2 separate regions of the Homo sapiens genome follow, and region 2 is linked to region 1. Evidence: chromatin loops called from intact Hi-C (ENCODE). Cell type or tissue: K562. All regions are shown on one strand. Each heading gives the region's core, and the rest is flanking DNA. Links, peaks and the distances in the headings are about the cores only.

Region 1 (2,924 bases), core at 314-2,813:
CCCTTAGCTGTGTGTGCATTTTCTATCTTGTGCACATACTTCTTATAAATGAAAATAAATTTAATTCATTAAAAGTTAACGAAACTTTGTGAAATAACATATGGTATTTTTCAGTCCATCCTTGTAAATGTGCCCTTCCTACTGTATGTACTCAGTTTTTATAGGTATTAAATCAAAAGCCAGCAGAAAACATATTCATTTGGAAGTTCTTTATAATATAACTTGGCATGTCTAAGATGCGTTCCCATTGATTTTTAAAAATTTTACCTTGTCTTCAATGCAAACGTAAATCTTTTATGCATTTATTTCGATTGATGTAAAAATAACTTCTTTGTATAGCATAGGCTTTCATATATGATATGACGTAGCTGCCCTACTTATGAAAGGGCACCCAGAAGCCAAGATCCCCGCTGGCAGATGCACCTTTGTAATAATAATAATAGTACCTTGCTTTTTATAGTGTTTTGCATGTGGGCTGTCATTTAATCTTGATCATTTTTTTCCAGCTCTAAATTATAAGCACCTCTGTCTATATGTAAAGAACCGTTTTTCGCAATTCTTTATGTTTTCATAGATAAGAGAATTGCAGTCTTGGTATTGGCCCACCCTTCCTCCTTCCCTCCTTCCTTCTTTCCCTCCTCTTCATCCCTCCCTCTGTAGATATGTCTGCTTTTGAGTGATAAACATGATTTTAAGAATAAGCCTCAGAGAAGAACCACCTTTCAATGTCTGCTTGTAAGCCAGCGTGGTTATTTCCTACAGATCACCTCACTGGAATTAAAACAATGGATTTTTTTCAGTTTGGGAATTGTTTTTCACCCAGTTATCTGTGCAGGAACCCTACAGAATGGGAGGCAGGTTAGCCCCATCTCCTGGTTTTTCAGAGCAAAGAGGAAAAGGGAGAAAAAGCCACTATTGTCTGCTGTTTCTTGTCACCTACTTTTTGTTTGTTTGTTTGTTTTTTTATGGAGTCTCGCTCTGTCACCCAGGCTGGAGTGCAGTGGCACAATCTCGGCTCACTGCAACCTCCACTTCCCAGGTTCAAGTGATTCTCCTGCCTCAGCCTCCCGAGTAGCTGGGACTACAGGCGCCCGCCACCACGCCCTGCTAATTGTTTGTATTTTTAGTGGAGACAGGGTTTCACCATGTTGGCCAGGATGGTCTCGATCTCTTAACCTTGTGATCCATCTGCCTTGGCCACCCAAAGTGTTGGGATTACAGGTGTGAGCCACCGCGCCCAGCCTCTTGTCACCTACTTCTTATTTAATGACACTAAATGTGTATTTTGAGTAGAAGCTGGACCTTTTTTATTTCTATTTTAGTTTTCTCTTTCTTCTAAGTTAAATTTTTAAAACATTTTAAACTGTTTTATTTGGATTTTCTGCTTTCATTTTTTTTCCACTAAAAACAGCTTTGTTGCTTTGAATCCTCTTTATATAACTTATTGTCTTTGAAAATAGCCTTTTCTTTTTGTCCAGATTCTTCTTTCTATAGCATTTCTAGACATCTAATTTAAATAGAAATTAGTTATTTTCTGTAAGGCTTTTTTTCAGCCAGTTTCTTCCCATTCAGAGAGGAAAAAAATAGGAGATTTAGGAAAGCATGCCAGTTTCTTTCAAGCAAGTGTTGGCCTCTAGTGGATCAAAAGTGCTACACACTTTCTGTCTACTTTGGCATTCCGTGAAGAACTCTATATTTTGGGGAAACAATAAAACAGATTGCTAGTACTGAAGAAAAAAAGGAAAATACACTTCCTTTTGACAAATAGCATAAATTAATTGATAAAAATGACAAAATAGCATTAACAGAATTTGCTACCTGATAAATTTAAAACTTAGAAGTGTAAAAATACATCATAAATAAAATTCTAAGTCAAATAACAAACTGGAAAACACTTCTAATAAATATGACCTACAGATAGCAAAACACTTTTAATAAATTAAGAGTTTTTACAAATCAACAAACTATAAGAATGGATAAGCTTTTGCATGGTTTCCACTTATAAGATCAACTTACAAAAGCCATAGCATTTCTCTGTAGCAGCAATAATCAACTAGAAAAATTTAAAAGGAGATACAATCTACGGAAATAAAACAATAAAATATATGGGGACTAACTGAACCAGAATATACAATATCTCTGGGGTGGGGGAAGCTTCTAAATGCCAGTAAAGGACACAGATGATTATATAAATATATGGTTTAAAACAGGCTGATTTAATTTTCCAAGATGTCAAAGTTTTTTGAGTTAGACTTAATTCACCTAAATCCAATTAAATCTCATTCAAACGTCCAGTTTTCTTTTAGATAAACTAAATAAATTTATTCTAAAATTTATCTGGAAGAATAAATGTCCATAGATAGGTCAACCCTTTAAAAAGAAGAGTATAAAAACAGGACGTGTCCTGTCAGATACTAAGACATAGAACAATGTCAATAATAAAAAGTATGAATTGTGAAGAACAAATAACTAGACCAATGAAACAGAAGAGAGAGTTTAGAAACAGATCCATACACTCATGGGAACTTATACATAATAAAAATAGCACCACTAATCAATGAAGAAAAGACATAGATTTTAAAACAGACAATGTTAGTGAAACTTATTCACGTATGGAAAAAAATAAAACTAGATTTCTACCTAACACCAAATAACAAAGGTGAACTTCAACAGACCAAAAACCTAAATGTAAAAGGGAAGAAACTATAAAAATTAATGGAAGGTAACATAACAGAGTATACTGGTGATCTAGGGTGGGAAAAGACTTCTTAAACAAAATTTGCAAAGCACAAATCATAAGGCAAACAATAAATGTATTTACATCAAACTTGGAGATTTCTATACAATACAGGAATAATCAGCAAATTTAGCAGACACATGACAGAATAGGAGAAGACATCTCAAGGTCTAAAATTGATCTGCAT
Region 2 (2,924 bases), core at 281-2,780, 65 kb before region 1:
TGTAGACTTCTCTTTTGAGCTTGGGTTCACTTTCCAGGAGGCCCCTTCATCTCTTGCAGAAGTAATTTCCACTGAAGAAACAGGGGAAATTTTGCTGTAAGGTCTATTTGCTATAATGAATGTTAAATGCAGCTTTAAGAGCCAGGCATGATGTTTCAGTGCAGGCATTTAGGGACTATTCCCCTGTTCCTAGGATGGTGCCTACAAAGTTCAGTGTTGACCTTGGAATCTGGGTCAACAGGAGACTGGAGCAGCAAGAGCAGGGTCCTCACTGGACTACCTGTTCTTCTCCACTCCATTATAAGCTCTTTAAGGGTAATAATATTTTATTCAAATTTATTACTCCACTTATTTAAAAAATATTAGAACTCTATTATTTAAACTGTATGAAACCAGCCCGGCGTGGTGGCTCCCATCAGTAATCCCAGCACTTTGGGAGGCTGAGGCAGGAGGATCGCTTGAGCCCAGGAGTTCAAGACCAGTCTGGGCAACATAGTTGGCCCCCATCTCTAAAAGTAAAATAAAATAGAGTTTTTTCCATAGGATTTTGTAGAAGTCCATTCTCTGATCTAAAGGTAGGAAGATTAGACAGGTTAGTTGAATTAAAAGACTTTTAAACCGTTGAGGATCATGATTTAACAGAACCTTGCTAAAAAAGCTATGTTCAAACTCTACTTCCTTGCATTTTCTTTTCATGTTCAATAATATTAGCATTTGAGGAATTGCCTAGCTCTGCAGAGGATATACAATCTTAGTACTGTAAGCTCCATAATTTGTGAATTTTTTCTCATATAAATGTATACTTACTTCTAGGTACCGACCTGAAGATTGCTTCACTGTAAACCCTGACTTGCATCCCAAGCACTTTAAAATTAATGACATACTGTTCCTCTTTCGTACCCCTGAATGTGCAAGGTAACTCGTTACTTACTGAACCAGTAATACTGTCTGGGACTTAGGTGGCTGATACATTAGGTTGATGCAAAATTAATTGTGGTTTTTGCCATTGAAAGTAATAGAAAGAGTTTACTTCATCCCAGCATTAAAGAAGGGACCACTGAAAAAAGACATCAGTTGGGTTGACACGTGGCTTCCGCTTTCTTCCCATAACTGTCATTTTGGAGGTGAGGTTCTCCTCAGGGATTTAAAGTGCTGTGTGGTCCCCTCACCATGTCAGCCTCACAGCACCCTTTATCACATAGCAGAGATGGAAAATGATCACTTGGCTTTACTTTTCGCCAAAATCTGACACAGGTGTGAAACAGAAGGAAGGACTTGCAAGGCAAGTATGGAAGGTCATATGGCAGGAGGTTTCATCCACCATCCACTATAACTGAGCAATTGTCATCCATTTCTGAAAGAGCAAGGGATTTAAGAAAAAATCCCTTTTTTCCTATTTATATTTGCATAAGAGCTCTGGTTTGCAGGCAATAGATAATGCCACACATAGCTTTGGAGAGAAATCAGAAGCTTCTGTGCTGGTTTGGGGTCACCCAGAGGTGAGCCAGAATGTAACCCCTTCCCTACCCCTTGGCATGAAATTTCATCAAAACTGTTCTGAGAATATTTTGAGGACTTATTCTGTAGACATCTGCACCAGACCTTAAGCCACTTTTCAGCCGGTTTCAGTGGAGTGCCACAGACTAGGATCTGGTGAGAACTAGACATTGTCAAGCAGGAAGTTAGACAGGCTTGTAAGGTCCCCCCACCACCACCCCACCCCTTGCCATTTCAGTGTAAGAGCCTCTGGGACTAAATCTAGCCTTTGCAGTGGGATAGGCAAGACTTTTATTTTCTGACAAAGGGAGCAATAAACCTTATTTGCTGAGGCTCCCCAAGAGTCTCCACCAATATCATACTGGTCAACATTTATTACACAGAATATAAGGCATGATTTGTTTCCTGAGTGGCTCAGTATCCACAGATGATGAAAGAAGCAATCAGCTGAAATTAAAGCAGAGAAGCACACCCTTTGAGTATGGTAGCATATCTTAAAGTTTTACCTGTGGGCTTCCCCACTCCCCTTATAGGAGATCAAGTCAGGATTCCATATGTTCTTCATCCCAGTGTGAATCCAGCAAAGGTCCACAGAGCAGTAAGGTAAGCAAGACACAGACAGGGTCTGTCTTCCTGTCATACTCAATGTTGGTTCAAAAATAGTGCTATTGAGCACATTTGAGCCCCTCCTTTGATAGAAGGTAACAGTGGAAGAATTCTGTGTGTGCATGCTTATATGTAAAAACGCATTGTTTTGCAAAAAATGCAATGTCTAAATTGTTTTTTCAATTTTATATATTTTTCAATTTTTATATATTTTTTCAAAGTTTTTGCATTTGTGAATAATCAATATACAATCACAAATAAAATAAATTATGCATGTTATTTTGATACTTAAAAAGTAAGTAATTTTAGACCATCTCTTTTGCTAAAATGTAAGTACTCTTTTGCTAAAAAGTACATATGTCACAGGGAGAAGAGACAGCAGGTACTGTAATGCAGTGGTTTTCAAACTGTTCTCAGTTCCAATTTTATATATTTTTATGCTTTACATTTCTAGTTAGAACTGTGTTTGAAGGAAAGTTGTCACTGCAAAAATTGTTTTTAAATCACCAGCATACTGGAAAGAATAAACTTACATGGAAGCAAAAGCCAGACAGATTGTACTTGAACCCAAGTCCTTCTTTTATTATCTGATTAGCTTTAGAGCTGCCACTTAATCTGAGTTTCTGTTTCTGTTTCAGTAAAAAGGGAATAATAAAGATGAAGTTGCATGGTTGTGAATACAATTAGAGATCATGTCAACCAGGAACCGAGCATGCATCAGGCATTTTTAATTACTCTCGTTATTATGCTGGTACCTCAACTGCTAGAAGAATGTTGTGTTATAAATTCTCTATTTCTGGACATGAAAATCTCTGCAATAC

The links. A loop is a pair of places that touch in the nucleus more often than their neighbours do. Peaks named below come from ENCODE experiments on the same cell type or tissue, not always from the same donor. Only the 100,000 strongest peaks of a DNase experiment are listed, where the experiment ranks them.
Region 2: it touches region 1 in a loop (5-fold over the local background); 2 of 110 quality-filtered maps call a loop at or near these places.

What each region holds. Positions count from the first base shown.
Region 1 is chr1:241,833,325-241,836,248 of GRCh38, forward strand. No RefSeq gene overlaps it. Among named protein-coding and RNA genes, the nearest start is that of EXO1, 13 kb to the right of the region's middle. In K562, for the core only: CTCF peaks have their summits at 872 and 1,637; DNase peaks (open chromatin) are centred at 627 and 1,637.
Region 2 is chr1:241,768,591-241,771,514 of GRCh38, forward strand. It overlaps WDR64 (WD repeat domain 64), which reads left to right. Exons shown (of 28, transcript NM_001367482.1): 17 at 814-915; 18 at 2,031-2,100. Among named protein-coding and RNA genes, the nearest start is that of EXO1, 78 kb to the right of the region's middle. In K562, for the core only: no CTCF peak of the experiment used is centred there; a DNase peak (open chromatin) is centred at 1,721.